Linked DNA regions of Homo sapiens: region 1 is linked to region 2. Evidence: chromatin contacts called from ENCODE Hi-C or POLR2A ChIA-PET data. All regions are on one chromosome and are shown on one strand. The core of a region is the stretch at or near the end of the contact, and the rest is flanking DNA. Distances in the headings are between cores, read along the strand shown. Region 1 overlaps RBMS1 (RNA binding motif single stranded interacting protein 1). Region 2 overlaps RBMS1 (RNA binding motif single stranded interacting protein 1).

The links. Hi-C counts contacts between places; a loop is a spot of excess contacts on that map. ChIA-PET counts read pairs that join two places held with the same protein, here RNA polymerase II (POLR2A). Pooled maps may share reads with other maps.
Region 1: a map of MCF 10A shows a loop between it and region 2 (5-fold over the local background). The contact joins two enhancer-like sites. A Hi-C loop is called at or near these places in 4 of 168 maps with a recorded cell type or tissue (MCF 10A, PC-3, mammary epithelial cell and 1 more) and 10 of 50 pooled maps. POLR2A ChIA-PET finds 5 or more read pairs at or near these places in 5 of 52 experiments (CD4-positive, alpha-beta T cell, IMR-90, MCF 10A and 2 more).

The regions. Positions count from the first base shown.
Region 1 is chr2:160,426,298-160,430,399 of GRCh38, forward strand. The region is part of intron 1 of RBMS1 (RNA binding motif single stranded interacting protein 1); the gene reads right to left. Among named protein-coding and RNA genes, the nearest start is that of MIR4785, 20 kb to the left of the region's middle. Within about 2 kb of position 1,979, at least 15 of the 41 ENCODE cell types and tissues checked have a DNase peak (open chromatin) inside an H3K27ac peak, as active enhancers do.
Region 2 is chr2:160,350,300-160,354,898 of GRCh38, forward strand. All of the region lies in intron 2 of RBMS1 (RNA binding motif single stranded interacting protein 1), which reads right to left. Among named protein-coding and RNA genes, the nearest start is that of MIR4785, 55 kb to the right of the region's middle. Within about 2 kb of position 1,757, at least 5 of the 41 ENCODE cell types and tissues checked have a DNase peak (open chromatin) inside an H3K27ac peak, as active enhancers do.

The DNA.
Region 1 (4,102 bases), core at 729-3,228, 76 kb after region 2:
GAAGGAAGGAAGGAAGGAAGGAAGGAAGGAAGGAAGGAAAGGAAGGAAGGAAAGAGGGAAGGAGAGAGGGAAAAAAAGAAAAGAGTCTTCTCATACACAATCTAAGCTGTCTCTAATTTTTTAAAAGGAATGGCAAGATACATGCTCCCTCTCCCTCAACAAACATAAAAATTAGATTATCCTTTATCAAATTTAAAATGTTTTTAATGTTTATATTTTAGTGTCTCTGAAAGAAACTATCATGTGACATACATGAGTTAATTTTATTTGTTGCCAATTCTTATAAAAAGTGGATATAGATGTTGTTAAAGTAGGTTTTAGAGATTCCATTTTAGTTTCAAGTGTATACCTTTTAAGTCAAAGGAGGTACTTTGTTTGCTATTAGAAGCCAACAGATTTTTGACAAGATGGTCTTAAGGACTGTGTTATATTTAGGAATGAGCGCTTCCTCTCCAGATCTGTGCCGCCACCTCATTCCGGGTGACTTCTAAACAACCTAGGGTCACAGTGGCCTCTCTTTAATTAGTATCTCACTGCTGGAGGGAGGGGAGCATGTCAGGGGGAAAAGAATGTAAGAAGACATTATAAACAAAGGTCTTCAAGGCAACTTAGTGGTTTGGTCAAGGAATGGAAGAAAGCCTAGCTCCTTTTTTGTTACCAAAGTAAGGCCGGAAACGGTTTTGATTCCTACAAATTGAGATGGTTGGAATTTTTCTGTATGTTTGTTAATTCTGCCTTAACGTGTTAGACTTTATCTCTAATCAATTTGATAGCCTATGACTGAAAACTCCACATTCATTGTTTAGATGACAAAATAATGATCCATAAAGAAAACAGAAGATTCAGTGGACACTTTTCCATCTAAGGGATGATTCCATTAAGGTTTTAGCAATATCCAAGTTACGTTAATACAACATTTTCCTTCTTTAAAATAAAGAAGTATAATATTTAGGAAAGTAGAGGTCAATAATAACTATCTAAGAGATATTTTTTAAATCCATCATAGCTAAAACTGTACCTCCCATATATATACCTACAACTAATTTTATGAGGCCAGGAACAAAATTCTATTTAAATTGAGCTCACTGCAATAAATAAATGAGTGAATAGGTAAAGAGAACTGAGTCAAAAATAAATTTTACCTGAAAATCAAGAATGACACAATTAAAAAAATTGTTAAAGCCTAAATATATAAACATATATGTTTATCTGTATCTATATTTATGTCTATCTGATGGTATATATTAATACATAGAGATTTCATATAGATCCAATTCCACAAGGGAATTACATTTTTAAAATATCAAAGACTAAAATTCTTGAAAACTAAGACGGTTATCTGTATGAATAAGGAACACTTTTAGAATATTAATTCTTCAGTTAAAAACACTGACACTGATTAATGGTTTCTGTTGGGTATTATTTACAAGAAATCATCTCAGCAGGGTGCCTGTGTCCAGTTTCATAATCACATAGTACACTCACCCTACAGGATTATGTTCTAGGCAAGTTCGAATGTTAAGTTGAATTTCATTCTCTTCAGGAAGTGACTTTTACTCAAGATTGAATACAGCTGTTAGCACAGATCACTGTTCCAAAAACATTTCTATGAGAGCTGGAAGAAAACACCATTTTAAGAAATGCAAATTCACTTTCATTATTTCAAATCTGTGCAAGCAAAGCTGGAAGGGAATCTCTGGTCTCTGTTTGTTAGTTAAATTAGGTTATTATAAATATTTAAGAGAAAACATGCAGGATGGCTACGAGATGGCTATAAGACTTTCCATGTACTTCTGGAGCCTACATATTTTAATCACCAGTTTGTTTATAACAAATACAGTGGCTTGGTTTTTGTTTCAAAAATCAAAGTTATACTCAATTTCTCCTTAAATTTCACTCTCTAATACAACTTGGTTTTCTCTCTTTATATTCACAGAAATGTAGCCTGGCAAAAAACGTGGGGTGGCCTCAGCAGAGGAAATGCTGCCAGCTGAAAACACCGGATGTAATCGAGACCACAAGAGACACAGACTTAGTTATAAATGTCGAACTAAAAAGAGGTATTGGAAAGAAACAAAGTCTAACTTTTTATTGGCTGGATTAATTATTGTAGTGAAATCTTGCTATTTCATAGTTTAGTCCCAAACAAAACAGCATGTCGGGGAATTATTTTTATAATCCTAGGTTCCACTTTCTAGAGCTTTAAAAGAAGAAGAAGAAGAAGAAAAAAACTCTATGGATTCTTACCATCCCTGGCCATTTTCCTACTACTGTGGGTAGGAGAACAGAGGTTTTGGGTGTCAACCTACGAGACAGTACAGGATAGGTTGGATCGGCTTCCACAAATAGCTGGGAAAAGAGCATTTTTAAAGAATGTCTTTTAGCATCACAGAAATGTCCTTTTACTATATAAAGAACCAGAATAAATCTGTCTATAGATGGACCCGTAACAGACTAAGTTAATTAGTATTATTAATTCTCTTTGGCAATGGGGTGGGGATAAGAAAACTTAATTTACAAAGTCTGTAATAGCTGTTTTTCTATTCCCGCCCTTTGACATTGTGCTTCCTTTTGTATGGCGTAATGGTGATAACCATGTTCCTTCCCTATTGGCTATGAAAATCCAAATTTGAATTCAAGACAAGCATAACACTTTGGGATCCCTATGATCCTCCTAGTTTGGCTATTAGTGCTTTCCAAGCTGCACTTTTCAACAGTTATCTATTGCTTTCTATGTAAAGATTGTTTCAATTAAATACATTTGTCTGTTCAAAAAATAATTCTTCAGGCAAAAATTTAAAATTTAATTTACTTTTTAGCCAGGGAAAATGATATTTTAATTGTCAAAATATAATAGTTTTTATTTAAGACCCTGACTAAAGGGAGCAGTTAGCAGTTTTTGCACTTTAAAGTTAACAGGAAGTCTCCTTTCTTCCTTTTTTTTCATATAATATGATCAATGTTTCTTGGAAAGGTTAACATTTCTCATAAGAGATTAAAGGACCCACCATAACTCACACAGGAGAAAGTGGGCATCTTCTGATGGTAAGAACAGGTCATTTTTGAAACTATGTTGTTATACATGTCAGCCATCTTATTAAGTAAGCTCTTGGAAAAAATAAAAGAAAATCTTTTGCCACTAGAGGGAGTTCAAAATTCCCTTTGTATCAGTAAACACGTAAAGTGCATTTAACCTCTGAAACAATAAAAACTATGATTGTAGTACACTTTTTAAAAAATTAAACAATAAGACTAAATCAAGAATTAGGTTTTTGGGGAATATATCTTTTCCTTCAGTTAGAATAGCTATGGTGAATATATGCCATGGTTATTATGTACAGCACACATATGTTAAAGGTAACTTAATAATTTTAATATCTGGAAGCAGTACAATGAATAAGCATTCTTATTCATTGGGATTGTAATCTTTTACTCTTTCAAGCTGTATTTAATAATAACTGTGGTAGACATTTCCAGAAATACCTGCCCACAATCCCTCCCACTCTGCATGTGCTTTCCCAATGTGATTCTCTCCTCCAAAGTCCAGGACTGGAACCTGTTTCACCTCTCCTTGCCTAAGGGATGGCCCTGTGTGACAGTAGAATGCAGAAGTATGGCTGAGTGACTTTCAGATCTGGGCCTGAAGAGGCTTTCAGCCAATCACCCTGTAAAGAAATCTGGGCTAGTCTGCCTTCCAGTTAGAATCCACATGGAAAGAGAGGCTGTACAGAATGAGAAGCTACACAGAGGAGAATGGAGGCACTCCAGTCAACAGCCAGACAACTGTGAGGCATGTCAATGAGGCCATCTTGGACATTCAATCCCCAGCTGAGCTCCCAACTGCATGCAGCTGCCTGAGTGACCCAGCCAAAGTCAAATGGAGCAGAAGAGCCACCCAGCTGATCCCAGCCAACCCAGGAAAATGCAAAATTTTAAGTCATTTTTAAGTTTTAAGTCATTTTTAAGTCATTTTAAGTTTTAAGTTGGAGGTAATTTGTTACTCCATAATAGATAATTGAAACAATAATACTAGTAAATATGTTTGTATCATGGTCTATATTTTTTAAAAGCCCTTTTACATCCACTATTTCCTATAGCCATA
Region 2 (4,599 bases), core at 507-3,006:
CATCTCCTCATTTCTCCTCAATGTGGTATTAAAATTCTTCTGCCCTGGACATTTGTCAGTGGTGGGACCCATGGAGTACATCTTGGTCTAGCAGTATCAGAGGTCAGAAAAACCATTACATCTGTGTAATAACAATGAGGTACAAATGAACAGCCCTGTAAAGAAATAAAAGCAATCCAGAAAGACTCACAACAGATATATCATTACTGTCTACACAAGCCAAGGAAACGCTGGTACTGTTAGGCAGACATTGAAAGGAAAGCAGGGGAGAGGAGGAAAAGAAAGGAATGAACAACAATGGCATGATGAACTGCTTCCAGAAGAATGTTCCTTCATGCTCAAGGCTGGGAATTTATCAAGAGGTTTATCAGGAACTCAGGTAGAGAATGAAGCAGACGGCTGCATAGTATTCCATGGTGTATATGTGCCACATTTTCTTAATCCAGTCTATCATTGTTGGACATTTGGGTTGGTTCCAAGTCTTTGCTATTGTGAATAGTGCTGCAATAAACAAACGTGTGCATGTGTCTTTATAGCAGCATGATTTAGAATCCTTTGGGTATATACCCAGTAATGGGATGGCTGGGTCAAATGGTATTTCTATTTCTAGATCCTTGAGGAATCGCCACACTGTCTTCCACAATGGTTGAACTAGTTTACAGTCCCACCAACAGTGTAAAAGTGTTCCTATTCGCCATAAAAAAGGATAAGTTCATGTCCTTTGTAGGGACATGGATGAAGCTGGAAACCATCATGCTCAGCAAACTATCTCAAGGACAAAAAACCAAACACCGCATGTTCTCACTCATAGGTGGGAACTGAACAATGAGAACACTTGGACACAGGAAGGGGAACACCACACACCGGGGCCTGTCGTGGGGTAGGGGGAGGGGGGAGGGAATAGCATTAGGAGATATACCTAATGTAAATGACAAGTTAATGGGTGCAGCACACAAACATGGCACATATATACATATGTAACAAACCTGCACATTGTGTACATGTACCCTAGAACTTAAAGTATAATAAATAATAAAAAAAAAAGAGAGAATGAAGCAGATGCATACCTCACAGGAGGTTTAAAAGTCAGAACCAATACTTTTAAATTGTGATTTATTAAGCAGGCAAAATACAGGTAATACAAACCTCTGCATATGAAACACATATCCAGGCAAGTTGCTGAATGTTTCCTGTCTTCAAATAATTAAAGGCGGGGCAATTAATTCAATGCCAAAGTAAATTCCTACCAAGAATGGGTATAAGAAAAATCACATTTTAAAAAACTTTCAACAAAGATGTCAATCAAGCTAAAAGTTGCTAGAAATCATGATTTTGAGTATTTGCTGACTTTAATGTTTACTGACAGTCCAGGAAACTGTTGTGCATCCACTAATTTCTTTGCAGGGCCATTAAGAGAAGGGACCAGATTCTCCTTTCCAATGGAAATGCATTAGATATCCAAAATATCAGCATTCCCAAGTGAGCCACTTTGATAATAAAAATAACGATTGCTATACAAACTGAAAAAAGAAGGTGACTAAGCAATGTTCCTTCTGTGATTTTAAGGGTAGTCAAACAGAGAGCATGAGAAACATTTGCTTCTACCTCTTTCCCCAAAAAGTTTGAGGCTGCTGGCAAAAATATATGCAACACCACAAGACAAAAATAGATATAAAGTTCAAGGTAAGTGAAGAAAAAATCAACCCAGGAGTAGTTTTTCCACAGACACATGAACCTGAAAGTGAGATCCTGCAGAGCTGCTAATGTTGGATGCAAAGCTGACTCATAACTTCTTAGTAGTGAACATAGGGAAATACAACATTACGAAATTGAGTATTCATTAGAGTAAAACCAGGTCCTGGGCTTAAGAGAAGTTCTGTTTTTCCCAGCTCTAATGCCGGAAGGAGCGTCTTCCTGTGGTTCCTCCTAAAAGCCATACTCTATGTGCAATGCACGGTCAAGGGATCACCTGGGGCCCAAGTACTGGAATTCTACAAGGGCAAATAGCTATGTGGTTAATGCACAAGGCTTTCTGATAATATTGCTGCATCCAGGGATAAATGGCACATTCCTTGGAACAGTGGCTACCAAATTAGGCTCTGAAGAAGTACTTTAGGGGTTCCATCAATTTTCCATATGAATATTTTGTATTTAAAGACTTCTTAGCCTTTAAGTACAAAAACAAATAATAGGAAATGCAGGCAAATATATAGCACAACAAATGTTAACTTACTGATGACCACATCTACATTAAGTTGCTTCAAGTGCTGACACTAGACAAATGTATCTCCTGCTATCTCTTTGTATAAGTGAGTCACCGATTAGGAAAGTTGTAACTCTGCGTTGGTATTCTTTTGGAAATTCAAGTCTGCACATGTCCGTTCATATAAAACTGTACAAATGACCTACACATCCATCATGCTCAAACAAATGCCAGGCCAAGAGCAGGTACAACTAGTTGGCACACACCCTCACCATGATCTAATAGACAGCTGTATAATACTAAAGTGCCTACCGCGTTGCATCATGATAAAGTGACATCATTGACTGGTACTGATGCTAAGTTTTGGGTGCTTCTGGTCTGACTTTTATATCTATTATGAGGCACGTGAATAGCTGTATTATTATGAATTCAATGTTGAGGCAAAAAAATTATTTCCAGTTTCTATTAAGATTAATTCAAGGGGATATCAAGACAAAATGAGCTTGTTAAAAATTAAAACCTTTTGCAGCTGCATAAGGATTTTCCAAATGTCATACAACCAAAACAAAATACAGAAATAAATTAGGTATGTTACTGATACTGTTCTGCAACTGTTATCCACATTTTTGAGTTTATCAAAACTGTCTCACTGTTCTCCCTGATAAGTTTATAAATGTAAATTTGTACTTATAAAGCATATAATTAAAAATACCACTTATAAATATTTTTGTATATAGTTTTGTTGAACATTTTTTTAAAACTACACTTGCTGGACTAGTTCTCTTAAACATGTCAGGAGATGCTGATTCTGTCAACCCTTGGAGACTGGGTGGGGCCTGTCACCTCCAGCAATGACCAGCCTCATCCATAGGTGGCAATCCAACATAATCTAATTCAATGCCAATATAACATAATACAAATATTATCCTTTCCTCTGTCTGCCAAGTTGGGAAGCTCTGTGATGAACAAAGAAACTCCAAATCCTTCATACAATTCTTCATAAATCTTATTTCTTCGAAGAGCTTGTGTCAAGACCTGCCCAGTGGAGAGGACAAAGTTAAGTTCTTTGGCAAGAAACTGAAGTACAGATATTTCATCCTCATGATAAAGAGCAGAGTTAAGTGTAACATTCACTTGTGAAAAGTAAAGTGGCAAATCAAGAAGAGTGGATATTTCAGGAGATATGGACTCTTTTCCCAAGCCTGCCCCTTCCTAGTTTTGTGACTCCAAAAAGGTCATTTAACCTTCCCTGAGCCTCAGCTTTTTCAGTTATAACATAAAAAGACGAAATCAAGCTCTCAACTGGGATTGACCATTAGAAGCTTTAAAAAAGCTTCCCAGTAGCAGTAACATTAATACATGCCAAAAGTGTTCAGAGCACTTGACATTAACCCACTTAGTCCCTACAAGAACCCTACGTTGCAGATATTATGATTATCCCGACTTTATAGGTAAGGAAACTGGGGCACAGAGAGGTTGAGAAATTTGCTCAAACAAGAGGCGGGGCCAGGTGGAAAGCTCTGAGCCTGTGCTCTTTAGTATAAGTGCCTGTTATGCTGTTTCTCCATTAAGTATCTCTCTGTCTTCTGACTCCTGAATCTATAGAAGGACCTGACATGTAAATTTTGATTCTGGTGCGTGTTCCTCGTTAACAGCCACTTGACTAGAAGAGATGTAAAGTTCTGTAATTCAGACTAGAGATGAAAAAAGTTCAATAAACTTTTTAATTAAATAAATGCTCAAATTCTTGTGCCTCAAAAATCAGAGCCAAAATTAAATAAGTATGGCTTTTAAAAGGTAATTGCATGCTGTCAAACTTAAACTAAGGGTAATGAATAGGGGTGGTGGAGGAAAATCTAAGAAACAAAATATTATCTAGCCAGCTACACAGGGGCATTGAAATAGGTTAAGCATTGGAGCAAAAGCTATGCCTCATATTAAGGGACAGTGAAAACAATTCCACAATTTATGGCCTGGCTTTGAAGGTGAAGATGAAACACTTTGGAAGCCCACTTGGAAAGCATCAGTGCTCCTGTCCAAATGGGCTAGCAGGCCCAATTTGTTTCGAGGACCACAAATGAATGTCTCTTTGTTTCATCTTTAAAGAACTAGTCCTTATGCTGCAGGAAAGTGTCCTTTGTAAATCTGGAAATCTAAAGCTGTACATGCAAATGCTGATACTCAAACACATGCTGATCTCCCATGCAGATTCCTTTATTAACATGTGACACTTAACAGAGGCAAGAAGATGCTATGGCACAAAGAAAAAATGAGGGAGACAAGTGGTCCTGGCCCCTTAAGCAATTTAGACAAGCGTTAAGTCTGGCATGGCCAAGTTAGTAAGCGCATAGACAGGCAAGAGGAGAGAAAGTCCATGTGCCCTGGCAGCACCATAA